Linked DNA regions of Homo sapiens: region 1 is linked to region 2. A link is an interaction called in ENCODE POLR2A ChIA-PET data of the cell type or tissue named here. Cell type or tissue: GM12878. All regions are shown on one strand. Each heading gives the region's core, and the rest is flanking DNA. Links, peaks and the distances in the headings are about the cores only. Region 1 overlaps FUT8 (fucosyltransferase 8). Region 2 overlaps FUT8 (fucosyltransferase 8).

Region 1 (16,144 bases), core at 6,962-10,961, 60 kb after region 2:
ATCCCCTGCATTTACCATCTTTCAATTCATTCATGTAACCTCATTTTTCCTGGGCGCCAGACAAGAGCTCAGGAGCCACAAGTGTGGATACAAAAGGCTTTCACAGTGGCCCTTTGGCCTCACTGGCAGAGGGCTGCCACTTCACAAAAAGAAGGCAAAGGGTCCACTGAGTTGTTAGCACTTAAGCTGTCCACGGACAGCGGAGCTAAAAGAGCACTGTAACACACCCTCTGGAGCTTCAATAGTCGCAGGCACCCGCTCCTGGACACTGCTGTGGGGCCTGCAGAGAGTTCACTCCTGCTGTGGCTAAAGCATCCGGCCGTTCCGGCACCCACTCATATGCGCACTCCCTCCTGCGAGGGGCAGAACGCAGTGGGTCTGAGTGAGTGGAGGTTGAGCCCTCTGGCGCCAAAGCAGCCGGCTGGTTTCAGTACTCATTCACTCCAATTCCCACACCCGTTCACTTGTGCACTCCCTTCCACAAGGAGTTAAGAGTGGTGGGCTGGGGCAAGGCGCAGTGGCTCATGCCTGTAATCCCAGCACTTTGGGAGGCTGAGGCGGGCGGATCACGAGGTCAGGAGATCAAGACCATCCTGGCTAACACGGCAAAACCTCGTCTCTAACAAAAATACAAAAAATTAGCGGGGTGCGGTGGCAGGCGCCTGTAGTCCCAGCTACTAGGGAGGCTGAGGCAGGAGAATGGCGTGAACCTGGGAGGCGGAGCTTGCAGTGAGCGCCACTGCACTCTAGCCTGGCCGACAGAGGGAAGACTCCCTCTCAAAAAAAAAAAAAATAGGGTGGAAGGGTGGTAGGCTGGGTAAACAAGGCACCCCTGTTGCGAGTCCCACAAAGGAGTCAGGGAAATATCCTGCTTCATTACGTAATAGAAAAAAATGATTAACCATGAAAGTTTACTTTCATGATAGGTGAATATCAACAGCATCCAAAGAATAAACAATATCCAGTAATCAGCAATAATAAAAACCCAACGTAAGAAAAACCCCATTTTAGAAAAGATACAAACTGAAAGATTTCTCTGAGAAAAAGAAATATACCTGAAAAGATACAACCAAGAGTGCAGCATATAATATCATATCCACATCAAATATATGGAAGAAATTATTCACTTAAGAAGAAATGCTATACTTGCTTATCGTTAGTGGAACTAGAATTCAGTCGAACGTTACAAGATCTGCTGTAGACTAACTGAACATGAACATAATAAAGGAAGAGAAGTAAAACGATAAGTATAAGTTTTCAGGAGAAACAGAATACCTATAGAACTAAATAAACATCTTAAGTTATCTCCATGATAGAAAAAAGAAAGCATAAAGAAAGAAAAATGTTAGACTTTAAAATAAAGAAGTATAAAATAAAGAGGCTAGGAATCACAGGTTTTATTTTCAATCTGTAATATTGAACAGAGTCAGTCATTTTTACCCACACCATTAGGAAGAAAGACAACTGTGAGCTAAACTGAAGGTACCCTAGATGAGGAAAGAAAAACAGCAAATGGCCCATTGAGTCTCATCTTCAAAGAAATACATCTTGTTCTAAAAAAGGAAACCACACACACATGCATACATATGCACACAAAATCACATATGAAATGAAGAAGAACCCAAAGTCATGGGAAAACATGTTTAACAGATGACAAAAATTAACTCTATCAGTGGTGAAATTGGTCATTTTTAAGAAAAAGAGAAAAGTACTGTGTTGATAATAAAAGGGCTATTTACCCATAAAAAGTGAAAGCTATAAACATGTTTTAAAAGCTAAGTATGACTCAGGCACTACTGAGTCTTGTAACACTGATGGTCCTAAGGCCATTCTAGGTTTCCCCAAAGCTGGACTTCAAACAGGGAGATGCTTCAACCAAGAAAGTGAGCTTTCCACAGTGAAATAGGGTAAGGCAGGGGTGGCGACAGCCTAGAAGAGGCTGCTCACTATGAAGAATTTTACTATTGAAAATTTATCAACCTAAATATAGTATGGGGTATGCTGCTCATGGCTAAGATAAAAATGCAGTAAGGCAGGACCTCAATGTCTTCTAGCTATGGGCCAATGTTAAGAGAGAAAACACAAGAAGGATGAAAGCCTCAGAAGAGAAAAGCACACTGACAATGGTATATTGCTTCCTTTCCTTCTCCTTTCTCTGTAGTGTTGATATTGATATTCTAAGTGACTCCAGTATATCAACGGAAGCCGCATTCTTTCTGTTTTGGCAAAAAGAAAAATAGTTAAGGTAGGTGATACATACTAACAAAAACTAGAGACTAAAATGGATTCTAGGAATAAGTGAACAAAACGAAAAAGTCTGTTTTGTCTGCTATTTCAACAAAAACGAATTCATCATTGTAAGACTGTCAAAGTCATATTTATTGGTAAGCAAATATTTCCTATAATTATTCTAACAATTAACATTACTTTACAGTAAAATAAGTTATAACTAATTTATTCACTACTCCCCTTCCTTTGGTGAAGTTGTCTACATCATCAACATAAACTAGTACTAAATCAACTATATTAAATTTGGTCTAGTTTCTTACCAATTAAAAGGATCTATTTATTTATTCATAATGGTCTAGGTAAATCTGTCCTAAATTTGTAAGTTCTGTTTGACATTACAAAATCAATTCCCTTGTTTTCTCCCTCCTTCTCAAACCAGACTAATATGCCAAAAATCACTAAAACAATTTAAGTGATTTCTGTCATCCTTAATTCATAAATTCATTCATATAAATAGCTGTGTAAAATCACCTAAAATAAAAAATAATCTGAAAATTATAAAGGAAAATCGTATCAGTATCTATTACAGTCAAGATGCTTTTACAGTCATTATCCTTTCAGTTAGTCTGAATTAAGAAGGCAAAATACCAAAATTCCTGTTACAATACCATCACTCTTTCTAAATTCCCATGGGACACAGCTTGAATTTCTAAATCCTTTTCAACTTCCTATACATTGTAACTGTTTATTTTTCCCACCCCATCCCCAAAAGATTGGGCACACCATGAGAACAGAGCCTGTGGTTATTCACCTTTATATCCCTTAGTGATTTCTAGCACACTACCTTAACACATATTATATTTAATAGTTTCTACTCACCAATATCCCTTCTACTTATCTCACAAGGATACTGCAAGGATCAAACAGTACAATATTTATGAGTACTGTGCTTAAAATATTGTGCAGATATCAGATGTATTTTATTTTATTATTGTCTATGATTATTCTAAATCTTAGCTGGAAAGTAGCAATATGCTATAGGGAATGAGAACAGAACAAACGATCCTCCTGATAAGCATGAGTTTGATGGTGGCTCCATTGCCTCCTTTATTCCGCCCCCCCATTCTATAGGTTCTAGACCCACTTACTCATGACCAAAGCTTTCATCACCCCCTGCCTGCATCATCCCAGCACTCTTCACCATACCACAAACATCATCTGGCGTTTTTATGGTTTCTAGTACCAGCTCCACTTCCAGCTCCCAATCTATAGTTCATAACCATTGGATATTTTGGCTACTATCTCTAAGCTATCTCTTACTAGGTAAGATAAAGAGATAGAATCAACAGGTCAGGGGTCTTATGACCTAACACTATCCCTGTGATACTGAATAAATCATGTCTGTTTCTGTGCCTTTATAAAAATACCAATATAAATATGTCACACTGCCTTAGTTGCACTAATTTAGGTAGGATATGAGGAGCCCAGGAGCTGGTTATCGTGCCTTTCAAGAAACACATTCTGGCATTGAGAAACTAATCCCGAAACAGAAACGAAGAGGTTTAGTACTAGTCCCAGCTCTAAACAGAAATTTACTATGTGATCTCAGAAATAACATATCATTATCCCTAGATGTCTAGATATTCTCCTATAATGAAGGAACTGGAATAAATTTTAAAGGTCTCCTCCAGATCTAAAATTCTGAGATGAAAAGCCTATACTGCCATCTTCCAGGGGCCATTAGAATTTTTCAGCTTGTATTTCAATTGAACTTACCACTTGCTACTAAACACGCCAAAAACATTCTAGTAATTCAACCAGACAAGATACCATTTGAAAAAAATGTATGTATTTGAAAAAATGGTATCTTGTCTGGTTGAAGAAAAAAAATTTTCAGAAGAAAAAATTGTTTTAATCTTTTAATTTAATCTTTTGTCAAAACATTCCTTTCCAATCCAAAAAGTCCTTTTCCTTCATTATTATAAAATAAAGGTATTTTCCTATAACTCTTCAACATAAAATGTACAATGATTACACTGCGCCTTGATTTACTGGAAACTAAAAAATGCAGCTTATATTCACCAAGTTTAGTAACAAACTCAAACAAAATTTACTTTCTTTTGGGTTTTTTTTTTTTTTTTGAGAGAGTCTCATTCACTGTCACCTAGGCTGTAGTGCAGTGTGGGACATCCAGCTCACTACAGCCTCTGCCTCCCAGGAGCAAGCGACTTCTGCCTCAGCCTCCTAAGCAGCTAGGATTACAGGCATGCACCACCATGCCCTGCTAATTTTTTGTATTTTTAGTAGAGACCAGATTTCACCACCCAGAAGGGAAAAACATGAAAATAAAGAAAGGTTACAACATTTATAGGATAGCATAGAGAAAATTTTCAGATTATAAGAGCTGAAGAGAGAGAAGAGACAGACAAAGGGGCAGAATGTTTATTTAAAGAAACAATAGCAGAGTCGGGTGTGGTGGTACGTGCCTGTAGTCCCAGTTACTCAGGAAGCTGAGGCTGGAGGATTGCTTGAGCACAGGAGTTCAAGTCCAGCTTGGGCAACATAGCAAAACTCTGCCTGAAAAGTAAGGAAAGGAAAGGGAAACAGAGAAAGAACCTATCTTTACAAAAAAAAAAAGAGAGAGAGGGTGAGGGGCAGGCTCCCACTGGTCAAAGATGTAACAACAATTTGAGCTTCATTAAGCATATTAATTGCAATGAATGAAAATCTAAACATGTTAAAAAAAAAAAAAAAGCCCTAAAACATCTTCACAGGTTTAGATGTAACAATTTCAGTATCTTGAAAACTGGTAAATAAAAATAAAGAATCAAGTATTTATCCTGGCTTTCCTTGTGAATTATACTATTTAATAACCAAACAGTGATGAAGAAAATATTCTATGGAAGTATGCTAAGTAATAAATTAAAAAGAAATAATTTAGAATATCACTATCACTATTTTGCAACCTCCAATGAATTAATCCATCTAAGTAGTGAGTATCAATGGCTGCTAACGTCACAAAGAGAGTCATCCAAACAGCCAAGTGCCTTCTGATGACACACTTCCTATTGCCTTGCCAAAGGGATCACACCTAATTAGGATCAAGCCTCTGAATCCAGCTGAAAATCTACAGGGCATACAGAGAACAGAGGAAAGTGTTAAACTGCACTATTAGTATGCAATCAGCAGAATGCAAACTGTGGGAAACTCTACAAGGCAAACAGCCCAGGGTTCAATAGCTAACTTGTAAGAAAAAGAGACAGATGAGATGGGGGATCTGTAGATTAAAAGGCTTAAAAGACGTATCAAATTCAAAATATACATATATACGTAGTATTACAGTGTCTAAGGATATAGTATCACTTGGGTTATAAAACCAATGAACAGCATTATTTCAATAAATGATAGTTGTTACCTATTTTAAAATGTGAAGCTGTACTAGGTGACCATCCCAATTCTTTGCACATGATTATAGTGCTAATTATTTTAATATGAAAGGTTTTCTAGCTGGGCACAGTCGCTCACACCTGTAATCCCAACACTTTGGGAGGCCAAGGCAGGGGGATCACCTGAGCCTAGGAGTTCAAACCAGCCTGGGCAACATAGTGAGACTCTGTTTCTACTTTTTAAAAAATAAAAAATAAAGGTTTTCTGTGCATCAGTCACTTTTCATACAAATCCTTGAGACGTAAAAAAAATCTAATAGAGAAAACATTAGACAGTATTTATACAAGTTTATTTGACCAGTAGTTAGACCAAATGCCTTATAAAGTAGACACATGTTCAGTTTCTTTGTATGTCTTCCATTTTATTTCTTAAGTTAGCATACAGTAAAACAGACTTTTGGGAGGAAGTAGGAGTATACAGTTCTATGAATTTCAACACATGTATATCCATACTCAGGATACAGAACAGTTCTATCACCCCAAAAACTCCCTCATGCTGTCTCTCCATAGTCACACACCCTCCCCCACCATAACCCCTGGTCCATTTTGTGCTGCCATAACAGAATACCTGAGAGAGGGTAATTTATAAACAACAGAAATTTGTTTCTCACAGCTCTGGAGGCTGGTAAGTCCAAGATCAAGGCGCCAGCATCTGGTGAGGATCTTTCTGGCTGTAAACACTCATGGTGAAAGGTGGAGGACAAAATGAGACAAATGTTACATCCTCACATGGCAGAAAAGCAGAAGAGAGCAAGCCCTTTTTATCCTTTTATTTATTTATGAGACAGAGTTTCGCTCTGTCTCCCAGGCTGTAGTGCAGTGGCGTGATCTCGGCTCACTGCATCCTCTGCCTCGCAGGTTTAGGCAATTCTCTGCCTCAGCCTCCCGAGTAGCTGGGATTACAAGCGCTCACCACCACGCCCATCTAATTTTTTTTGTATTTTTAGTACAGACAGGGTTTCACCATCTTGGCCTGGTTGATCTTGAACTCCTGACCTCATGATCCACCCGCCTCGGCCTCTCAAAGTGCTGGGATTACAGGCGTGAGCCACCATGCCCGGCCGCAAGCCCTTTTTATAACAACATTAATCCATTTGTGAGGGCTCCCCCATATGAACCAATACATACACCTTCCATTGGGCCCCCCTCCCAACACTGTTGCATTGGTGATTAAGTTTCAACATGAATTTTCAGAGGGGACAAAAACATTCAAACCATAGCACTGGATAACCAGTACACATTCTCTACCACTACAGTTTTATTTTTTTGAAAATATCATGTAAATGGAATCAGGAGACTAGCTTTTTTAAAAAAGTATAATGTCTTCGAGATTCCTCCAAATTGCTACAACACACGTATCAACAGTTCATTCCTTTTTATAATTGGTACATCATCCATTGTATGATGTACCATAGTTTGTCCATTCACACATTAATATTTGTCTATATGTACATTACCATTTGGGTTGTTTCCAGTTTTGGGCAATTATGAACAGAGCATTACTGGTTTTTGCAGGAACATGTTTCATTTCCTTGGGTAAATACTTAGAAGTGGGACTGCCAGCTCATATGGTAACTTTATAAGAAACCACCAAATTGTTCTCTGAAGTAGCTGTATACTTTTTTGTATTTCCATCTGCAGGGCAGGAGAGTTCTAGTTGCTCTGTATCTCTGTCAGCTTGCTATTGTCTAGGTTTGTTGGTTTGTTTTTGTTTTGCTTTTCTAATAGGTAAGTAATGGTATCTCGTGATTTCTACTTGCATTTCCTACTGGATAAATAGGTTTATGTACTCAGTTTTTTAAAAGAAATATTACATTTAACTCTACTTGTCAAAGAACTATGTTTACTATTTAGCACCCACTCTGTTAATGAAATGCTTTTATAAACTAAACTAAGCTTGATGTCTTTTCAGAACCATGTGCAACATTAAGAGTTTCAAAGTGGCCTCTCAAGCAATAAGAGAAAGTTTATGCAAATATTTTCAATTTGTTTTACTAAATTAAAATTTTTTATAAACTTTTAGTAAAAACTTATTGAAAACATTAAAAAGCTTGTCAAGTTACTTCTCATCTTTCCAAAAGCCATTTCTACAAAATAACATAAATGTAACATTGTCACTTAGCACTTCTTTAAAGCTTATTTTGTATTAACTCTGCTAAACCCTAAGCATACCAATATTAAGTCAAATGACTCTGAACTCAAGGAGTTTATATTACTCATGATTTTTGAAAATCAACTACTTTTTGGGGTGTCTTTTTTTTTTTTTTTATTAGAGGTCCTGCTCTGTTGCCTAGGCTGGAGAGCAGTGGCACAATCATGACTCACTGCAGCCTCAACCTCCTGGGCTCAAGCAGTCTTCTTGCTTTAGTTTCCCAAGTAGCTGGGACCACAAGCGCACACCACCACACCCAGCTAATTTTTAAATTTTCTGTAGAGATGGGATCTTGCTATGTTGCCCAGGCTGGTCTCAAACTCCTGGCCTCAAGTAATCCTCCTGCCTCAGCCTCCCAAAGTGCGGGATCATAGGTGTGAGCCACTGCACCCAGCCTTGATTTTCAAAACTCTTTTTTTTTTTTTGAGATGGAGTCTCGCTCTGTTGCCCAGGCTGGAGTGCAGTGGCGCAGTCTCGGCTCACTGCAAGCTCCACCTCCAGGGTTCACAACATTCTCCTGCCTCAGCCTCCCAAGTAGCTGGGACCACAGGTGAGCACCACCATGCCCGGCTAATTTTTTGTATTTTTAGTAGAGACAGGGTTTCACCGCGTTAGCCAGGATGGTCTTGATCTCCTAACCTCGTGATCCACCCATCTCAGCCTCCCAAAGTGCTGGGATTACAGGCGTGAGCCACCACACCCACCCCAAAACTCTTCATTTTTTAGAACAGTTTCAGGTTTGCAGAAACATTCTGAAGATAATACAGTAAGTTTCCATATACTACTCCTCTATCCGGTTTTCCCTATTATTAACATCTTATATTAGTATGGTACATTTTCTATACTTAATGAATATTGATATATTAACTAAAGCCCATAGTTTTAAGTTCCTCCTGTCTGTGACAGTTTTATAGATTTCCCTGTTTCTGATGACCACTTTTATGGTGCATGAGTAAGGTTTCCTTGTAGGATGCCCCTCTATACTGTATTCTTAATTTTTTTTTTTTTTTTAATGAGATGGGGTCTCACTCTGTCACCCAGGCCCAACTTGGCTCACTGCAAACTCTGCCTCCTGGGCTCAAGCAATCCTCTCATCTCAGCGTCCCAAGTAGCTGGGATCACAGGCAAGTACCACCATGCCCAGCTAATTTTTTGTATTTTTGGTAAAGACAGAATTTCACCATGCTGCCCAGGCTGGTCTTAAACTCCTAAGCTCAAGTAATCCACCTGCCTCGGCCTCCCCAAGTGTTGGGATTACAGGTGCGAGCCACCACAGCGGGCCTATACTGTATGTATGTATGTATGTATGTATGTATTTATGATGGTCAGTACCTCAAATGTTTGTGCCCTCAAATGTCCACCCTTGGCCAGGCGTGGTGGCTCACTCCTGTAATCCCAGCACTTTGGGAGGCTGAAGCAGGCGGATCATGAGGTCAGGAGATTGAGACCATCCTGGCCGACATGTCTCTACTAAAAATACAAAATACAAAAATTGGCTGGGTGTGGTGGCACATGCTTGTAATCCCAGCTACTCAGGAGGCTGAGGCAGGAGAATCACTTGAACCCGGAAGGTGGAGACTGCAGTGAGCCGAGATCGCGCCACTGCACTCCAGCCTGGCAACAGAGCAAGACTCAGCCTCAAAAAAAAAAAAAAAGTCCACCCTTAGCTGTTTCTGTTTTGCTCTGGATTCATGCTTCTCAATCTGGATGCATCTAAGAATTATCTAGGGAGCCCTCTGAAAACCCAGATTAAATCTGGGAGCCCTTTGAAAACCCAGATAAAATCCCATTAAATCTGAGTAAACATAGGTGGGAACTGAACAATGAGAACAACTGGACCCAGGGTGGGGAACATCACACACCGGGGCCTGTCGTGGGGTTGTGGGAGGAGGAGGGATAGCATTAGGAGATATACCTAATGTAAATGACAAGTTAATGAGTGTAGCACACCAACATGGCACATGTATACATATGTAACAAACCTGCGCGTTGTGCACATGTACCCTAGAACTTAAAGTATAATTAAAAAAAAAAAATCTGAGTAAATACAAACTGATTTTTTTTTTTTTTTTTTTTTTTTTTTGAGATGGAATCTCACTCTGTCACCAGGCTGGAGTACAGTGGCACGATCTCAGCTTACTGCAACCTCTGCCTCCCGGATTCAGGCAATTCTTATGCTTCAGCCTCCCAAGTAGCTGGGATTACAGGCATGTGCCACCACACCCGGCTAATTTTTTTTTTTGTGTGTGTGTTTTTAGTAGAGATGGGGTTTCACCATGGTGGCCAGGCTGGTCTTGAACTCCCAACCTCAGGTGATTAACCTGCCTTGGCCTCCCAAAGTGCTGGGATTAAAGGTGTAAACTACCATGCCCAGACCTGTACTCATTTTTAAACATAAAATAATTTACCTACTAAACAAATCTCACTGTGAACGAAAGCTTGGTTCAAATTTTTTAATAATTATCAACATATATGTATACTTTTCTAAAATTTGTGAAAACAGAAAATGGTCACTATTCTAAGGTTCAATACTATGAATTACAATTAAACTGACATCTGTATTTCAACAACCCTAATCTCTTCTAACTCCACAAACATCCTCTACAGTAGGTCTCCATATATCAAGTAGGGAAAGAAATTCTGAAAGTTACAAAGAAAATTAAAAGTTACCTGCCCCTCTTTAAAAACATATGTATCTTTCCACTTACCCTTCCTAGTTATCTAAATAAGAAATTAACTACTAAAAAAAATCTGTGTAAAATATACTTCAATATAACCAGCTTATATTCATTCTTTTTTTTCCTCTTTTAAGTGGCAGACATAGTTTTGAGTATAAAATGTAGCTCTAGTTTTGCTAGCTTGAATCTAAATTCTAATTCCACAGTTATAAATTGTTGCAGAGGTAAGGAAGTTTCTACTCAGCCTCATTTAGGTGAAGGGTACTTCTCATTTACAATAATTGAGATAATTGGACTATGCTTTAGCTTTTCCCTAATTCTTGGTGTGTTTTATTGCCTGTATTGGTTCTTCATGGACCCAAATAAAATTCTCACTAATACTTGTGACTTACCAATTATACCAACTATAGATGTCTCAAATTTAAGAGTTTAAAAAAAAAGACCTTAGGTGGCCAAAGAAGTCATTTTCCCACAAGAGGAACTCCAGATGGATACAATGTTTAAACTTCATTTTAATTGGCAAATAGAAGTTACACATATGTATTGTGTACAACTGGATGTTTTCATATATGTGTACGCTGTGGAATGATTAAATCAAGCTAATTAACATACCTATTATCTCATATATCCAAGCTTTTTTTGTTTTAATAGTAAGGACACTTAAAATCTACTCTCTAGCTGGGCATGGTGGCATATGTCTGTAATCCCAGCTACTAAGTAGGCTGAGGCAGGAAGATTGCTTGTGCCCAGGAATTCTAGATAAGCCTGGGCAACACAGTGAGATCCCATTTCAATTTAAAAAAAAAAAAAACTACTTTCTAAGCAATTTTCAAGTATACAACACTTTATTATTAACTACAGTCAACCATGCTGTACACTGGATCTCCAGAATTTATTCCTCTAAATACCTGAAACTTTGTACACTTTAACCACATCTCCCCATTTCTCCCCAGCTGACAGCTCCTGGTAATCACCATTATATTCTCTGCTTCTATGAGTCTAACTTTGTTAGATTCTACATATAAGTGAGACCACGCAGTATTTGTCTTTCTGTGTCTGGCTTATTTCACTTAGCATAATGTCCTCCAAGTTCTTCCATGTTCTTATAAATATCAAGACTTCCTTCTCCTGAAAAGCTGAACAGTATTCCACTGTGTGTGTGTACATATATATATATATATATATATATATATATATATATACACACACACACACACATTTTCTTTATCCATTCATGTGTTGATGAACACTTAGGTTGATTCTATATCTTAGCTATGGCAAATAATGCTTTAACAAACATAAGAGATAAGATAATTTTCTATTTGTAAAGAGATCCACGAGCAGAACTAGAGTGCTCAGCACTTACGTGATGGTTTCTCAACACTAGGAGGCTTTTGTGCATATTTTATTGTTGCTATTGGTGTTTAAGGGAGCATTTATTTTCCTTTAAAAGTACTCCACATCCATAGAGAAAAAACTTGTAGTTTCTTTTCCTCTCCATGAAATGCTTTATTAAATGAGTAATTTGTTTGAATAACTGAGACAGTATGAATTATGTACCAGCTAGGAACCCCCTTCAAAGTAAGAAAGGAAATAGTTTCTATCACCCTTTAAAATTTTTTAAATATATTTATTTACATTTAGGAGTATGGCTTTAAAGAAACTTCTGTCCTTCACATGACCCTCCAGTTCAAGTGCCCAACAGAGTCTGACTTGAAATTATCAAGTTACTAAACAAAATATTCTAATTAGCCTATATGAGGTACATGTCCATTCTCTGAGGAAGACTGACTTGTTTCCCTCCATCTCTACTTCTGTTCTGAGTATTATTACTATGATCCTCCTAAACCAGTTTGTCCACATCCTTATAGCCTCAAAAGTAGAGAGGATCTCCTTTCTGCTAGATGCAGTTCTAAAAACCCAGGACAGAGCTGGTATTTTTGCTTACATATCCATCCTTGAACCAATAACTGTGACAGTAACAAGCTTCCATTTGGATCATGTTACTAGGGTAGGGATAGGATGAGTTTTCCAAAAGAGGCAAGTAAAAAGGGGTCTGTTAGTGATCTAGACATATTCTCTAGAGGAACTGCTGGCAGCCAATTAGCCAAACCAATCTGTATCAACTAAAATTGGAGGGCAGGGGAGACTTAATGGACACATCGTTCTTTAGAAATTATATTTTTCATTAGGAAATAAAATATGTGTAACTGTGCTTACACATTCCTTCATATTCCTGTTAAAGTTTCTTTTTAAAAAATTAAAATTTCAGGTGCTACATAACTAGCAATGCATAGCAGCTTCTAACTGCAACACTGTGCCTGTGAACAATCATTATAGAAAATGTGGAGAGCAAGAGAATTCAGGGACTTAGCAGTGGAGAGATGAAACAGCACCAAGAGTTCAACCACAGAACAGGAAGCAGAAGGGAAGATGCCTTAGATGGAGGTGTGAAGGATCGTGGGTTCAGCAATGCATAATAAGAAAATCCAAAATAACTATGGCATAAACAAAACAGAAGTTTATTTCTCTCTCACATAAAATAATCTGATAATACTCCAGAGCTGCTCTACCATGACATAAATATACAGGGTCTTTCCAGCTCTCCATTCTACCATCCTTACAAGTATAGCCCCTATCCTCATGATCTAAGTTGGCAGCTGGAAAAAATGATAAAGAATGGTAAAGCTCTTCCTTTAAATAGACTTCTGGGAAATACCAAATACTTCTACTGACATCTAACTGACCAGAATTTAGTCACAAGGTAGTAACTTGCTACAAGAGAACTTCAGAAATTTGTTCTTTCAGCAAGTGGCAATTGGGCCCTCTATCTAGGTTTCATTAACTTGAGAGAAGCAGAGAATGAATATGTGAGGGGAAAAAAAAAACTGCCTAATTTCTGTTGTAACAGGTCAAAGACAAGAAAGGCAGATGAAGGTAACATGTGAATGTAAACTTTCCTTCTCTAATCTCAAGCTACAAAATGGCTAGACTGAAATATTCTTGATATATTCTTACTTGAGAGAGGAAATGGACAAACAACTTTTGATTTTACTTTAGACAACTTCTTATCCCCTCTCTCCATATTATTATAAAAGCCCATATGAGAAGTAAAAGTGTGAGCCAAAATAGTTTGGGTCAAAGTTTTAAAACCTCTTTACTATACAGAGGTATGAAACCAACATGTCCAACAAACAGAAAACACCAAAGCAGAAATAATTTAAAATCAAAGAAAAAAAATCACTATCACTATAAAGACTCTTCTACAGTTAAGACTTCTACATTACTTCCTAGATCCAGAAACTCAGGCTAAACTCCTCTTCTTTACTCCCTACTCCATTGCTTGCTAAACCTCTCTCCTTGCATCCATAAAGCACATCTAATCTCCTTGGTTCTCCTTCCTTGCTGTTTTAAGGATTTTATTGTAATCACTATGGGTAATAACAAAAAAACATTAAGAAATTATGAAGTTTTTAAAACCTTATAAAATACTCTGGGACCTCAAATATTCTCATTTTACTGGGAAGAACTAATGATGTCAAGTAATATGAATTCATGTACTCTAGTCCCAAAACAGTAAATTGCATTTCTACGACCCTAAACATTAGGTGACGTATTTCAAAGTCTTTCTTTAACACAAGCATGACATGGAGATGGCAGTGGTGGTGTTAGTGGTGATAAGACCAAATTAAGACCTTTGGAGGTCCCAAGTACAGAAAATATAATAGTATAGCCCTCTATTCTCTCCCTATTAAATACAAAATAAAAACAATACTAAACAGCTAACATTTAATCCAATAAATTCTTATTTCTTTCCTAATTCTACTTCAGTATTTTTTTAAATGTTAGGTAGTAAATGCTTTCAATTGTTTTTCAAATTCTTTTCTTTCTGCTTTGCTGATACCCTAAGCTTTTGTTTGATAAAAAGCTGTGGCTAATCAGTACTAAGTGCTAATAAACAGAAGTAAAAGCAGTTGCAACTTGAAGAGGTCTGCTCTACATCAGATATTTTACATGCATTATTTATAATTCTTGTCACATCTATAAAAAGGAGAGATTATCAATCCTGTTTTGCTGATAAAGAATGAACTCAAAGAAGCTAGACAAGATGCCCAAGGTCACTCATGCAGTAAATGGCAGAGTTGAGTACCTGAAATAGGCCTTTATGTCTCCCAGGTCTGATCCATTAGACATACTGCCTGTAGGGCATTTCTTCAGAACTAGCTCCTGGACAAAAATTTCATTTCAGAGAAACATTGAAAAATGCTTTTTAAATGCATCATTTGGTAGTACTCAAATTTTCCATGGAACCTAATCACTGATAATCCTAGATAATAACTGTAAATATATAGCCCAGACTGCTACACTGCACAACTCCAGTAGGAAAAAAGAAAAAAAAATTTTATGTGAATGATGTCCCCTGGAATTGTGTGATACAGTTGAGTGTGCAACCCCAATGCTTGTCAAAGACCTTGTCAGGGCCATTTACTATTCTATTTTGGAAAAAAACTTTTTTTTTTTTTTTTTTGAGAGGGAGTCTCGCTCTGTCGCCCAGGCTGGAGTGCAGTGGCACGATCTTGGCTCACTGCCAGCTCCACCTCCCAGGTTCACACCATTCTCCTGCCTCAGCCTCCCCAGTAGCTGGACTACAGGCGCCCACCACCACACCTGGCTAATTTTTTGTATTTTTAGTAGAGACAGGGTTTCACCATGTTAGCCAGGATGGTCTCGATCTCCTGACCTCGTGATCTGCCTGCCTCAGCCTCCCAAAGTGCTGGGATTACACGTGTGAGCCACTGTGCCTGGCCACTATCATTGTTTTTTAAAGCCAATAAGCATTCTCGGAATGTTAAAGAAAAGTTTTTGTTGTTGTTGTTTTGAGACAGGGTCTTGCTATGTTGCCCAGGGTGATCTCAAACTTCTGGGCTCAAGCGATTCTCCTGCCTCAGCCTCCTGAGTAGCTGGGATTACACACTTGTGCCATCAGGACCAGCTCAAGAAAGATATTTTACAGCCTGGGCAACACAGTGAGACCTTGTCTCTACAAAAAAATTAAAAACTAGCCAGACATGGTGGCACACACCTGTGGTCCCAGCTTCTCGGGAGACTGAGGTAGAAGAACTGCTTGAGTTCAGAGTCGTCTGAGGCTACAGTGAGTGATGATCACACCACTGCACTCCAGTCTGGGTAACACGGCAAGACTCTGTCTTTTAAAGAAAAAAAAAAAAAAAAAAGGGAAGATATCTTAAAGCACACGAAAATAAAAATACACCAAAAGTCAATTGTAAGAAAATGCAAACTAAAACCACATGATATACAACTATACACCTATTATAAGAGCTAAAATTAAAAAAAAAAAAAAGAAAGAAAAAGGAACAGATACTACCAAGTGCTAGTAAGGATGTAGAGCAACTGGAACTCTCAAACATCGTTGGTGGAAATGCAAAATGGTACAACCACTTTGGAAAACAATTTGGCAGTTTCATACAAAATTACACATATGCTTACCATATCATCCAGCAATCTGCTCCTAGGTATTTACCCAAGTGAAATGAAAACTTATGATCACACACAAAGCTATACATGAATGTCTATAGCAGTTTTATTCATAATTGCCAAAAACCAGCAATAAGCTAAAC
Region 2 (16,144 bases), core at 5,080-9,079:
CACCAAAATAAATAAATAAATACATACCTAGGAATTAACCAAAGAAGTGAAAGATCTCTGTAACAGAAACTATACTATATTGATGAAAGAAATTGAAGAGGATACCAAAAAATGGAAAGATATTCCATGTTTATGGGTTGGAAGAATCAATATTGTTAAAACGTCCATACTACCCAAAGCAATCTACAGATTCAATGCAATCCCTATCAAAATACCAATGACACTCTTAACAGAGATATAAAAAAAACCCTAAAATTTATAGGGAACCACAAAAGACTCAGAATAACCAAAGCCATCCTAAGCAGAAAGAACCAAACTAGAAGAATCACATTAACTGACTTCAAATTATATTACAGAGCTATAATAAACAAAACAACATGGTACTGGCATAAAAACAGGCACACAGAACAATAGAACCGAGAACCCAGAAAAAAATCCACACGCCTACAGTGAACTCATTTTTGACAAAGGTGCCAAAAACATACATGGCAGAAAAGACAGTTTCTTCAATAAATGGTGCTTGGAAACTGGATATATATATGCAGAAGAATGAAACTAGACTCCTATCTCTCACCATATACAAAACTCAAATCAAAATATTGATTAAAGACAAAAATCTAAGACCTCAAACTATGAAATGACTAAAATAAAACACTGGGGAAACTCTCCAGGGTATCGGTCTGGGCAATGATTTCTTAAGTAATACCCCACAAGCACAGGCAACCAAAGCAAAACTGGACAAACGGGATCACATCAAATTAAAAAGCTTCTCCACAGCAAAGTAAACAAGCAACAAACAAACAACCCACAGAATGGAAGAAAATATTTGCAAACTACCCATCTGACAAAGGATTAATAACCAGAATATAAAAGAAGCTAGGCCAAGCACGGTGGCTCAGGCCTGTAATCCCAGCACTTTGGGAGGCGGAAGCGGGTGGATTACCTGAGGTCAGGAGTTCAAGACCAGCCTGGCCAACATGGTGAAACTCCGTCTCTACTAAAAATACAAAAAATTAGCTGGGCGTGGTGGCAGGCACCTGTAATCCCAGCTACTTCGGAGGCTGAGGCAACAGAATTGCTTGAACCCGGGAGGTGGAGGTTGTAGTGAGCCGAGATTATGCCATTGCACTCCAGCCTAGGCAACAAGAGCGAAACTCCATCTCAAAAAAAAAAAAAAAAAAAAAAAAAACTCAAACAACTCTACAGGAAAAAATTAATAATCCAATTTAAAAACAGGCAAAAGTTCTGAACAGACATTTTCAAAAAAAAAACAGACATACAACTAGCAAACACACGTATGAAAAAGTGTTCGGCCGGGCACAGTGGCTCACGCCTGTAATCCTAGCACTTTGGGAGGTTGAGGCAGGCAGATTGAGCTCAGGAGTTTGAGACCAGCCTCGGCAACATGGTGAAACCCTGTCTCTACTAAAATACAAAAACAAAAAATTAGCCAGGCATAGCGGTGTGTGCCTGTAGTCCCAGCTACTCGGGAGGCTGAGGCAGGAGAATTGCTTGAATCTAGGAAGTGGAGGATGCAGTGAGCCAAGATCATGCTACTGCACTCCAGCCTGGCCAACAGAGCAAGACTCCATCTCAAAAAAAAAAAAAAAAAAGTGTTTAACATCACTGATCATCAGAGAAATGCAAATCAAAACTACAATGAGATATCATCTTACTCCAGTTAAAATGGCTTTTATCCGAAAGACAAGCAATAATCAATGCTGGCAAAGATGTGGAAAAAAGAGAACCCTCATACACTGTTGGTGGGAATGTAAATTAGTACAACTGCTATGAAGAAGAGTTTGGACGTTCCTTAAAAAAACTAAAAATTTAGCTACCATATGATCTAGCAATCCCACTGCTAGGTATATAGCCCCAAAAAAGGAAATCAGTGTATCAAAGAGATATCTGCACTCCCATGTTTACTGTAGCACTGTTCACAATAGCCAAGATTTGAAAGCAAGCTAAGTGTCCATTAGCAGACGAATGAACAAAGAAAATGTGGTACATATACACAGTGGAGTACTATTCAGCCATAAAAGAGAATGAGATCCTGTCATGTGCAACATGGATGGAACCAGAGGTCACTGCGTTAAGTGAAATAAGCCAGGCAAAGAATGACAAGCATCTCATGTTCTCACTTATTTGTGGGATCTAAAAATCAAAACAACTGAACCCATGGAAAAAGAAGGATGGTTACTAGAGGCTGGGAAAGGTAGTGGTGGGATGAGGGAGAGGTGGGGATGGTTAATGGGTACAAAAAAACAGGATGAATGAATAAGACCTAGTATTTGACAGCACAACAGGGTGACTATAATCAATTACTGGGGTTCAATCAGGCTGGTGGGAAAAATATTGAAGATAGTTATAGAGACAGACACAAATCTTCTTGGAAGGCCGAGAGTTTGCATAACTTCAGTAATAGACATGGTTGAAGGCAACCTGATCTTTACCTTTAAACAAATTAAACTAGTAATAAAGGAAGGCAGAGTAGTTTACCTAGCTAGCTTGTTTACTCATATAATCTTAAGACTAACCTTTGATGTGCCATGGGTGATTAAGGGCTTTTTACTTGGAAAGTCCACAATGTCAATTACCTCTAATGGTGTTGACTCAAGCCTTTGTTAATTAATCTTACCGCATAAATGCAAGTCTCACTTGCTGATCGAGGTCATGGTCACAACTGTTTACAGAACCCTCCAGGGAGTCTGTAAACAGCTGAGACACCCTCAGCTGGACTGGCAAAACAGAATATCTGTGTGTCAGTGTACTTTATTCATCCGTGGCCGGGTCAGGGTCTATGGGCAGACCCCGGCAGCTGGTGCCCCTGTGTGAGGGGTGCTGCCGCAATCAATAATTTAATTGTACATTTTTAAATAACTAAGAGTGTATTTGGATTGTCTGTAACACAAAGGATAAATGCTTGAGGGGAGGGATACTGCATTGTCCATGATGTGATTTTTACACATTGCACGCCTGTGTCAAAACATCTCATGTATCCCATAAATACATATACCTACTATGTACCCGCGAAAATTAAAAATACATTTTTTTAAAAAAATCAATAAGTAGTACAATTCACTGGTTGTCCTTACTACCCAATTTTCAAAATAACAAATTCTGTTTATTAAAATAGCATTATCATACCTTCTATACAAATTTAAGTTTTATAGTTCTTCCTAAGGAAATAAAAAACAGTAGAAAGCTAAATTTTTATGTGAAATCTGACATATGGATGCCAATCCCCAACATCTGCTATCACCATGGAATTAACCTTTATCAAAATTAGTTTACTTAGAAAATCTTAGTCCACTGTATAGTGTTCTTTACTTCTTTTTTTATAGCAAGAAATACAGCTAAATTGTTTTTCAAATCACACTGAAAAATGGCTTATTACTTTTTATATTTCTGGCTTAACTTTTATTCCATTGACTTTTAACCTACTTAACCAAAAGTATACCAATTAAAATTCAAGGTAAACATAATGTCTAATTCACCTTAAGAAATCCGAAAGAACCATTACAAAATAAGCCTCCAAACTTAGCAAGCATATCAGAATGGCCAGACCCAAGGGAACGTATTAGCAATATTTTCACCTTACATATATGTAAATTTTATTATTACTTCCACATCTGTGGTGCATTAGGTACAACAGTCACCTCTGAACCCTTTACACAGTGAACACATGGTGGACTATTACAAAATTAGTAGCTAGGGTAACATCTTAAGGAATTATTAATAATTTTGTTATCCAGCCAGAGGATAGCTACAGAGTTGGACAAATAAGTTTTCCTAGGAAGATAATAAGGAATGACGGTGAGATACAAGGGAAATGACTTGGAGATGGTCACAAAAAGAATGGGCAAAAGTAGTAACAGGAAAAGATTATATAAAATCTTCTAGAAAAAAAATATAGCAAAAAAAAGTCAAATGAGAATGAAGATGGATGATTGTGAAAGACAGAAAATACTATAAAAGTTCCACTCTTAATTTTCTAAATACAAAATACATTCCTGAAACCTCAAATTCCTGAAACTCCAAAACAAAGTCTAAATAAAACTGAGATGTAGGCCGGGCACGGTAGCTCACTCCTGTAATCCCAGCACTTTGGGAGGCTAAGGCGGGCAGATCATGAGGTCATGAGATCGAGACCATCCTGGCTAACATGGTGAAACCCCGTCTCTACTAAAAATACAAAAAATTAGCCAGGCATGGTGGCGGGCACCTGTAGTCCCAGCTACTTGGGAGGCTGAGGCAGGAGAATGGCGTGAACCTGGGAGGAGGAGCTTGCAGTGAGCCGAGATTGCACCACTGCACTCCAGCCTGGGTGACAGAGCGAGACTCTGTCTCAAAAAAAAAAAAAAAAAAAAAAAACTGAAATGTAGTACTTGACATAGTTTCTAGCTAAAGTAATAACCAACAAAACTGATTCAATTATGTCATTTTCTAAGAGATAAAGAAATAAAAACATCAGGAAAAAAATTAAGACTAATCAGGTCAAGTGGTTACGCATGTAAAACTCAACTATTCAGATAACAGTGGCTAGTTAAATGAGACAAGATAGCTTAGTACATGGGGCACAGAATACAGCCCTGCTCCCAAAAAAATGTCATATAACTTTAAGAAAGCCACTATATCATCTCTAAAGCTAAAATAATGTAGTCTCAGTAAGAATAGTGATACTGCATCAATAATTAATACAGTGTGTTGGGGTTTTTTTCCCTTTCTTTCTTTTTCTGAGACGGAGTTTCACTCTTGTTGCCCAGCCCGGCGTGCAATGGCACAATCTCAGCTCACTGCAACCTCTGCCTCCTGGGTTCAAGCCATTCTCCTGCACAGTGGCTCACACCTATAATCCCAGCACTGTGGGAGGCCAAGGCGGGCAGATCACCTGATGTCAGGAGTTTGAGACCAGCCTGGCCAACAAGGTGAAACCCCGTCTCTACTAAATATACAAAAAAAAATTAGCCGGGCATGGTGGCGGGCGCCTGTAACCCTAGCTATTCAGGAGGCTGAGGCAGGAGAACACAACGTTTTCTGAGTGAGGAGACACTATGGAAAGAGAACAGGTTCCTGGCTTCTAAAAAGAGAAAAAAAGTATTTATTAACCAAGTTATTTCAATATATTTAAAAAAGTCTTATCTTCCTTCCCCTAGAATATAAGAAGCTGACAAAACCACATGACAATTATGAAGACAGGTATTATTGCTTGAATCTGGGTCACTAAAATTATTAGCTGTTCAAGTGAGATAAAAGAAAGGGGAAACATCAATTATCTAGAAGTCTACATTTTCTTTGCTGTTAATGTGAAACATATCCCACACAAAACCATTCAAATAAGATATATATCCCTACATTTGAGTCTCCAGGAACAGGTCCTTTGAAGCAAAGATTGGACAAATAGTTAAAATTATTTAAACAATTCCTGATCACCAAATGTCAACAAATTTAGTTAAAAAAAATTTTTAATCCATACAGTTAACATCCTACTTTAATATTTTTTCCTAAAAAAGAACATGAAAGTTCAACTAATACAAAAAAGCCTCGCAGTTTTAAAGAAGGGGGTGTAGGTGGGAGAAGTAAGAAATTCAAACAGCTTCAAGGACAAAAAGCATGTCCCACACCAGAACATATTTACAACTCTTCAACTTGAATTCAACTAACATCCAACTGCGGCAATCAGCCAAGCTTGGCAAATTAAAATAACAGTAATTTTGACAGATTATCTTCTATAAATATTCAAATATGAACATTTGTGTTCACGCAAAGGTCTCCATATGCCAATCAAAATGCTTTGTTAAGGATCCTAACATTGAGCTTTTTTCTTCACCCATCTGTAGGAATCCCCTGAATCCTTAACTTCCATTTTAACTCTCTCACCCCAGCTAATTGTGAGACACATTATCTGTCTAGTTGTAGCCTGAATTAAAAACTTAAGGATAACATTCACATAGTATCAACAGACAAAAGGAACCTAGAACCTTTCAAAATCTAGGTCTGTAAAGACAAAAGGAAAGATCCAGGAAGGCAGGGAGGGAAGGGCAGAGAGAGGCTCTTGAAGGATGGCAACCAAATGAAAGATTACCTTTCTATTTGTGTTAGCAGATAGAAATTACTGAAAGTAAAATCTAGATGTAAAGAGAAATTAACAATTTCATAAATTTGGGCTCTATTCAAAGTTTCATTTGGCTCAAGGCAAGATGCTGTGTTTTAATGACAAGTTTAAGTATATGAAACTGTCAAAAGCAGAGAAATGCCATCAGTATGAAATTCACACTAAACACACTTTTTGAAATCTGCAGATGTCCTATCATCAGGAACAATCAATAAATAAGAGTAACAATGGCTTTAATGAAAGCAAGTTATCTGATGCATGAATTTGTTAATTGTTCTATTCTGTCCTCCATTACTCAGTTTCCCTTAAATATGTACACAATTACCAAGCAGTCTCACGCCTTCCAGGAAAATTACAAGTGATAGGCACATTTCTGCATTCAGGGCAGCATTATATTATGGAAGAAAATTTAACCTATTCAGAAGCATATATTTCTCTGATCCTACCTGGAAAGAAACAGCTATAAATAGCTCTACTAAAATTGCTCAAAATATTTCTAGACGGGCAGGCTTACAATAGAAACTCTTACTTTATGATCACTCACCACTCAACCATCCAAGTCCAACACTGGATCTAAGCCAAACCAGTAGTTCTCAAGGGAGGGAAGGGAGTTAAAAAAGTCTGGTCTAGGGACCAGTAGCTCCAGCCTCCCCTGGGAGCTTGTTAGAAATGCACAATCTCAGGCCTTACCCAGGGACATATTGAATCAGAATCAGTATTTTACCAAGATCCTCAACTGATTCATATACACATTAAAATTGAAGAAGCTCTGCAGGAGGGGGAATTTTTGAATGAGTAAAAAAGGCATAATCTTTTCAGAGGTTGGTTACCACTGCAGACCACTGTTTGGCTAATAAGCAACCAATTTTAAAACTTTGTTTATGGGTAACATCATTACTTTTACCATTATTTATTTTACATTTTAAATAAGGGCTTTTAAAAAACAGAAATACCTCAAGAGGCAAAGAAGGAGTATCTAATGATTAAATGTAAGTTACCAAAAAAAGCTGTAACAGAATTATCTCAGAATAAGTGGACCCGGGCCGGGCACGGTGGCTCACACCTGTAATCCCAGCACTATGGGAGCCTAAGGCGGACAGATCACTTGAGGTCTGGAGTTCGAGACCAGCCTGGGCAACATGGTGAAACCCTGTCTCTACTAAAAAGACAAAAATTAGCCAGGCATGGTGGTGGGTGCCTATAATCCCAGCTACTCGGGAGGCTGAGGCAGGAGAATCACTTGAACCTGGGGGGTGGAGATTGCAGTGAGCTGAGATCCCACCACTGCACCCCAGCCTGAGTGACAGAGTGAGATTCTGTCTCAAAAAAAAAAATAACAATAAATAAGTGGACCCAGCCAGGCATGGTGGCTCACACCTGTAATCCCAGACCACTTGGAGGCCAACATGGGTGAATCACTCGAGGCCAGGAGTTCGAGACCAGCCTGGCCAACATAGCAAAACCTCGTCTCTACAAAAAATACAAAAATTAGCTGGGTGTGGTGGCAGGTGCCTGTAGTCCCAGCTACTTGGGTGGCTGAGGTGAGAGGACTGCTTGAGTTTGGGAGCTCGGGACTACAGAGAGCCAAGATTACACCACTATATTCCAGCCTGGGCATCAGAGCAAGACACTGTCTCAAAAAAAAAAAAGAAAGAAAAGAAAAGACAAAGTAGACCCGTCTCATGCCCCCTCCCCCATCACATTAACTAAACAAATTAATTTTTTAAATAATAATAACAACTTTCCTTCCAAACCCTCAGCATTAAGAATATCTGGGTCTGGGGTCCAAGTAGCTAGGAAAAGAGACCAAGAGACCAAAGGCCTATGGCCTCCTTTGACCAGAAGAGAAGGCTATATATACTGGTTATTCAGCTATTTTCTCTCAGATCCAAATCTACCCTTTAATACTCATCTTTGTAATACTGAAAATAAAACTCTGAAAACTACTTTTCTCTTCTGCAGCTAGCTTCCTCACACTGCCAATAAGGACACTAGAGGGAGAATGCAGTACATGCTTTTTCCAGTCAGCATTGCCCAGCATAGATCCTCCACCCCAGCAGTAGCAGTGATAACCACCAGCTTTTTCTGGCACTCTCAGAAATTCCCCTCAGACATACCAACAGCTGTCAGGAAGTACCCCCTCCAGAGGTTTTGAACCCCAATTCTATGAGGTCCCAACTCCAAGTTCTTATTTCCCCCTCAACCATATGAATAGTGGCTAATTCCTGCAAATATTGTCTCTGTGTTACCCCAGTGTTCCCTGTTTGCTTTTTCAGCCCTCCAATACCTGTATAATCCCTTCCCTGTATTAAATTTTCTGGGCTGAAATTTTTTGTTTTTGTTTGTAATTCTGTAGAGACAGGTCTTACTATGTTACCCAGGCTGGTCTCAAACTCCTGGTCTCAAGAAATCCTCCTGCCTCGAGTATTTAGTGTGGACTGTTTTCCTGACCTGATCCTAACTGAGCCATCATGGCTAGATGGAATAAAATTTAACATGATCTTGATCGCTTTGGAAAACGGTCTTCCCAAACATGGTAAGTCCATAAGAAAATATTTACTGCCTCTCCTCCAAAATAGGTGCAAGATGGGAAATGGATACAAGAAGCACAGTTGAGGAAGAAAGAAGAAGCATAACCTAAGAAAGGAATATATTGAAACAAATATCATGGCATAAAACACATTTTAACCCTGAAAAACATAAAGAAAAGGCCAATAAAAAGTCTGAAGCAAATACAAGTTTTCAACGCTAATGAAAACCACAGATTTTTAGATCTATATTCTTCTGCCTCTGCCATTGTTCAGTTTTGTTACAGCAGTTTTGTATCTAGTTTGGGTTATTACACTTTAAGGAGACTATTGAGAAATTAGGGAAAGTCCAAAGAAGACTATACAAATGATGAAAAGGGATAGGAAATAGGATCCATAAAGAAAGGTTCAACAGTCAAACCTTTTAGTCTAGCGAAAAGAAAACTTCAGGCCAACATATTAACTGCCTTCCAGTTTAAGAGTTCTAACCAGCTGTCCACCATCATCTCTACAGAGGAAATGAGCTTAAAATGGAAGACAACAAAGTAAGAGAAGACCTAAAATGTAGCTTCTTAGCTTATGACTCTCCTTCAGATAACTAAAGTGGTGGCTCTTAATGCTAGTTTCACAAGAGAATGATCCAGGATATTTTTACCGAAAGAAAAAATGATGATGATGATGACGACAATGATGACGACGATGATGCCCAGAACCCCAAAGGCAAAGCTCTAATTTAACTGGTATGACACAGAGCCAAGGCATAAAGAACAAAAAATATCTAAGTGTTTATAATATACTGAAAGCAGGAATGAGAACCACTTAATGGAACACTGCATAACTGTGCTACTCAAAGTGTGTTATAAGAATGAGCTACATCCAGATTACCAACAGGAGCTTGTTGGAAAGGTAACATCTCATCCTATTCCAAAACTACTGAATAAGAATCTACATGTTATTATGATCCCTACACAATCCCATATGCACATTAAAGTTTGAAAAACATTGTTCCATAACAGTTTGAAAGGGGCGTTAAGTGTGTATGTGAGACCAAACACCAGCCTAAAAATAACTAAGCTGAATTTTTCTGAGCTTTTAAATATAAAAATTTTTTTACCCTAAGGTCAATTAGAGTTTACTAAGAAGACTATTTTAGAGAGTGAATAATACTTATAACTAAATATTCAACACATACTATTTGCTGGCATTTTTTTTTTTTTTTTGAGACAGGGTCTTGCTGTGTTGCTCAGGCTGGAGTGCAATGGTACAATCACAGATCACTGCAGCCTGGATAGACCTCGATGGACTCAAGCAATCCTCCTGCCTCAGCCTCCCATGTAGCTGAGACTACAGGCACACACCACCGCACCAGCCTAAGTTTTTCATTTTTTATACATATGAGGCCTCGCTTGTTGCTCAGAATTATCTCGAACTCCTAGGCTCAAGTAATCCTCCCACCTCGGCCTCCCAAAGTGTTGGGATTACAGGCACAAGCCACTGCACCCAGCCCATTATTCTTTACAAATTGATTTAATCATCAACACACCTATAAAGTAGATATTTATTAATAATTAGTTATGGCAAAATAAGATATTAAATAATTTGCCCCATGTACTACTTAAAAAAAAAAGTGGTAAACCTGAGACTTGAGCTGTACTCTGTTTGAGGGCCTCTACTTAACCACAAAATAATTCTAGTTTATCAACACCATCCCCAAACATTCTGAAATCATTCAGAATGAAAGTATAATAACTGGTAATGAAAATGCTATAAGGGTAAAGAAAAAATTAGTGTGCTCTTCTCTGGTTAAAAAAAAATTCAGCCAGGTATGGTGGTGTGTGTGTGTGTCTGTAGTCCCAGCAACTTGGGAGGTTGAGGCAGGAGAATCACTTGAGCCTAGGAGTTTCAGGCCAGCCTGGGCAACATACAGTGAGATCACTGTCGCTTGAAGAAAAATTTTTGGTAATAACCACTGTTATTTATATTTGGGAAGTAACTGAAATCCTATGTTGGGAGACACGTTCTTACCCAATGCCTCCTTAATTCATCCCTACAACTATTACTACTTCCACAACCATTACCACCACTACAACCCTCAGAAAAGTAATGTACATGAGGCTATAATTATTTTTCACAATGAAAGAGGCATGACATAAATTTAGTCTGATTTTTCTCCTTCTCTGTATCCCACTGCTTCCAACCTCTAAAAAAGTCTACTGTTTCCATCTGCTACTATAGAACCAAAAATTCCTATTTCAGTAAGACCCAAATGTTACTTCTGAAAATATTGAGGAAAACTTGTAAAGGAGAAGTCAGACAGAGACTGTCAGTAAAAAGCCTACTAGAAGTTTTAACAATTCATTGAATTCTAAATAGCATGAAAGAATAGTCAAAATTCTCAGAGATAAATAACATTGTTGTACTGGCAGATAGATTGAGTTTAAAATATGCAAAATTATATTCTATGAGTATTTAAAGCAGAGCATTACTAACATATTTTGGCTTCATTCAGTACAAGCACATTCCAAAAAAAAAGCATACAATACCTTTTTAATTAACAATGACACAACAAACCCTGGTGACCTAGTTTCTGATAATGAACAAAACTACAGATATTAAAAATACAGTTACTTAACCCATAAGAATTATTAAAGTGGATACTGGAGCCAAAAAGATTTGTGGGCTAAAGATACCAATGCAAAGACTCACTGAAATTAGTCTTCCAAACACTTAAGTTTAAAATTATGACGTGAGGCAATTTATTGGTTCCTTTGAGTAAGATTTTACTTGAAGAATCTAAAAAAAATAAGGTCATGTGAAGCACTGTGGGGATACAACTTGATTTCCTAAAAAGTCGAGTGAGACTTCCCAGGAAGGCAAAGATAAAACTCAAAAGAATAGACAGATAAAATCTAAAAGAGCGTTCTTAGGGAGCAAAGCAATAGTAGAAAACACAGAGGCTGAGCATTCCTGATTATTCTTTCATTAAATAATATGACTAATAAAATGACTCTGACCAAAACTCCCTGAAAATTTCTATCTGCTTTGAAATCTTATTAGTTATATAAATTATTTGTAGTTATGCTTTTCTTCTAGTTAGCAGCAGAAAATCGCTCCCTTCCCCTCTCCACCTAGCTTCATAACAGCACATTCTCAATCTGCTCTCCTTTCCCACCCTATTCGGAGACTATAAACTGAGTAAAATATGACATATTTTATAGTAAATTGAGACTATTTTACTCATAGTCTCAACAATCATTTTGTTTGAATAACTGAATAAAATGATATATTCATTTTAAAATACTCCAAATAAGTAAATTGTATTTTATAAATTTTAATATTTTAATATTTACTAAACATTAGCTGAATGAATGTCACCACCCATTAAACTCTTATAACATACAAAAATCACATATATGTAAACATTTAAATGGAAAAAATTTACCACCTCCATTACCAATAAAATGGAAAGCTCATTACATCAAATAAAAATATTTAAAAATCATTAGAATCATTTTTTAATCATCGGGAAGAATAAATTAAAAAGATGATTCAAAAACTTCATAGAGAATAAGAATTATGATTAAGCTTATAAAACTGCAGGGTCTGGGCTCCACGGCCAGAGATCCTGATTCAGACTCAGAGTTTCAGATGACAAACACAAAACTCTACATTTTAACAAGCTTCCAAGGTAATTACCATGCAGATTATCCTTGAACCACACTCTAGTAAATATTTCACCTTCAAACCACTGTCAACTTCCAAACAAGTCCTTCAGATCTGATCAAAATGCCCATTCCCATCTTTCATCTTAGGAACATCAACTTCTGATTAAGGAATCAACATATAGAAAAAGTAATAGCAACCGGTTACTGGACATATATTACCGTTGGAAATGAACTTTTACATACTCTAATATACACATACAAATTAAATTATATACTGCATATGAAGTATGTAACACAGTGTCTGGCTGGAATAAATAAATGCTCAATAAAAAGAGCAGCATTTATCCTTAAACTTCATCACAACCCTAGGAGGTGGTTGCTATTATTTCCAATTTGCAGTTGAGGAAACTGAGGTCTAGTAACTTGCCCAATGTCACAGGGGTAGTTAAGGGTCAGAGACAGAATTCAAGACAACCCATGTGACTCCAAAACCTGAACTCTTTAATCTAGGCTAACTTTCTGAAGCACCACGGCAACAACAGCAAGCACAAAACCACTCCACAGCCATACCCCATAGAAGAATTTTCCTGAGTCATACCAAGAAAATCATGGCCAGAGTCCATTCTCACACTGCTATGAAGAACTGCCCAAAATTGGGTAATTTATAAAGAAAAGAGGTTTAATTGACTCACAGTTCTGCATGGCTGGGGAGGCCTCAGGAAACTTACAATCATGGCAGAAGGGGAAGAGGCATGTCTTACATGGCGGCAGGCAAGAGAGAGCGAGTGGGTGAAGGAGGAACTGTCAGACACGTATAAAACCATCAGATCTCATGAGAACTCACTAACATGAGAACAGCATGGGGGAACGACCCCCATGATCCAGTCACCTCCCACCAGGTCTCTCCCTTGACACGTGGGGATTATGGGGATTACAATTCAAGATGAGATTTGGGTGAGGAGACAAAGTCTAACCATATCAGATACTCTTATAAATGTTCCTATATGACTAAAAGTGAAAGAAGGGCAGTCATAGGACTATGATGGGTTGAGGTTGCTAAAAATGTTTAATGTTTCACAGCACTTGAGAATTACAAATTAGGAAATCTATGTAATAATAATTCTAAAAGGAATATGACTGAAAATATGTTAAAGGAATCTATTCCAAAATCACTCAGGGTTAGCTTTTTAACTCAAAGATGGTACAAACTCAGTCTTATGGTTCTCCACATCTAGGCAGCCTCAAGGGGGCCAACTAAGAGACTTATTTCCTCCCCTCAAAATATAAACATAATTAGTATTTACTTCAAAGTTATCTATTTAACGTGATTTTTTTCTACTTAAATTTTTCTAAAATCTGATTATGTTCCTAATGATTAATTTTTTGTGTCTAAATTTATTTTTTAAAACACTACACTTTCCTAAAAATGTCTGTTTCTCCCCTCATCTCAAGTTCCTACTAAATGGTTTTCTTCCTTCCAAGTGTATTTCTAGCTTGTCTATTCCCACCACCTATCCCCAAAATGGTAAGCACTGGTTTCCAAAATACCTCCTTACCCCTACTTGAACCAAGACTACATTCACAACAAATATAACACAATTAGTCATAGCAAAAAATATTATATACTGATAACATTAGCATATTACAAATTCAGAAAATGGAAAAATGATAAGTGTGTTTTATTCTGCTAAATTATATAGAAAACTTGTATTTTAACCTGGTATCTCTCAATTAGCAATACAAATCCTATTGCTGTTGTTTAGTTTTTTAAACCCTACAAATAGCTAAGATTTTTAAAAATTAAATATATTATAATTAGGCTCTTAGCCAAATAAAATATGATACACAGATAAAGAGCAATATACAAATGGACCATACCCCGGAGGAACACATAACTCCCATTTGTTCACACTCTCCTTAAAAGAAACAAAATATCCAGTACTACTACATCCAAACCAGAGGTGATGATTCACCAGAGTGCTCCTGCCCAAGGAACCCCAGTGCAAGAAGCAGCAGCCAAAGTGAAAACTCTGCTTGAGACCTGTTCATTTAATATGTAAAAACAGGTATCTCAATTACCTAACTTTTCACAAAGAATACATGACTTTTTTTAACTTTCATAGTTAGAAAAGATTTGCTATAGTTTTTTAAATGTGATTATTTAATTTACTGGGTTTTTTTTTTTTTTAAGGGAAAAGCAAACTTCAGTAATTCCTGCCTGAGGAATGAAACTATAAACATATTAAATCCTATAAAAAGAAAAAAAAAGGTTCTGAAAGGTTCCAGAAAGAGGTACAAAGTCCCTAAACCAACAAACACCATGTTTCACACTAAGTAAGAACTGTGTGCCTCTCCTCCAGAGCTCTATCTAGAGAAAAAGCATTGAGTTTTTAGGTAAAACCAGAGCCCAGAACTACGATAGCAGAAATTCTGGAGTCTCTTGGAAGTCCTTCTAACTATACAACAAAGCCTCAATCAGCAGAAACCTAAACATTTGGTAAACCTTCCTCCCCACTTCCTTAAGTATAAAAAATATCCTTTCTCTTCCGTCTCCTGAATTCTGGAACCCTTCAGAACCTTACTTTTTTTTCTTTTTATAGGATTTAATATGTTTATAGTTTCATTCCTCAGACAAATACCTAATGCATGCGGGGCTTAAAACCTAGATGATGGGTTGATAGGTGCAGCAAACCACCATGGCACATGTATACTTATGCAACGAACCTGCACATTCTGCACATGTATCCCAGAACTTAAAGTAAAATTTAAAAAATAAAAAATAAAAAAATACGTTGCCCCTCCTGAGTAGATTCTCTGGATACAACTGGAGAGCGATGCTTTGCAGCCCCAGATTCCTCTTCACTCCTTGTTTGTTACATACAGAGGGAGAATAAGCCATCTACTTGTAATTCAATCAGAAACTTTTTATGAACATAGCAACTACAATAAACCTTTTCTCTTCTAATAGTATGTAAATGCACTGTCTGGTAAGGTATTCAGTAGCCAAATGTAGCCATATGAAATGTGGTTAGTTTGAACTGAGATGTGCTATAAGTGTAAAATACACATGGATTTCAAAGACTTAATATGAATAAAAGAATGTAAAACTCTAATTGATATTTTTATATTGATTAGTTGTTGAAATATTTTGAATACATTACGTTAAATAACTGAAACCAATTTTAACTGCTTCTTTTTGCTTTTTAAATGTAGCTAACAAAAAGTTAAAAAATTACATGTGTGGTTCACTCTACATTTCTATTGGACAGCACTGGACTATAAACTAATGACCATAGCTTTTACTAAACTATACAAAGATCAAACTTGCATGTTTATATAGTATTATAAAATGTAGTCATTACAACAGCTAAACCAAAATTTCCTTTCTCCCTGACTAACAAAGCATATTACATTCACTCATCTGCTTCCAGGTTCCTTCCTTTCCTTATCTCTTCATCTAACCTTAAAATATTGAATAAATTTTATTCACCTCCTCCCCACTTCCACCCAAATTACCAGCCTTGAAATGTTAATCTTTTATTTCCAAACACTATCATACTTAGAAAAAAAAAAGGAGAAAATTTTTCCCAAAGAGGCCTCCAAGGTTATCCCTAAGAGACAATACATGGCAATGTTAAAGGTTTGGTCTCTAGAATCAATAGCCCAGCAAGAACTCTACCTTTTGCTGGGCAAATTATTGTAGCTCAGTTTCTTTTCTGTAACAGAGGGTAAATACTATTATTTACTATCAAACTAATCTTTCATTTAATTAATATTTAATATTAAAACATCAATTCTATAGGTTATAATATAAGAAAAGCATTTAGCACAGTACC

Evidence for each region. Peaks named below come from ENCODE experiments on the same cell type or tissue, not always from the same donor. Only the 100,000 strongest peaks of a DNase experiment are listed, where the experiment ranks them.
Region 1: POLR2A ChIA-PET joins it to region 2 with 6 read pairs; 5 of 35 experiments call an interaction of 5 or more read pairs at or near these places.

The regions. Positions count from the first base shown.
Region 1 is chr14:65,435,518-65,451,661 of GRCh38, reverse strand. The region is part of intron 1 of FUT8 (fucosyltransferase 8); the gene reads right to left. Among named protein-coding and RNA genes, the nearest start is that of MIR625, 28 kb to the left of the region's middle. In GM12878, for the core only: no CTCF peak of the experiment used is centred there; no DNase peak of the experiment used is centred there.
Region 2 is chr14:65,493,537-65,509,680 of GRCh38, reverse strand. All of the region lies in intron 2 of FUT8 (fucosyltransferase 8), which reads right to left. Among named protein-coding and RNA genes, the nearest start is that of MIR625, 31 kb to the right of the region's middle. RefSeq lists enhancers at 2,237-2,935, 7,931-8,100, 8,131-8,190. In GM12878, for the core only: a CTCF peak has its summit at 8,100; DNase peaks (open chromatin) are centred at 6,760 and 8,158; H3K27ac peaks cover 2,984 bases.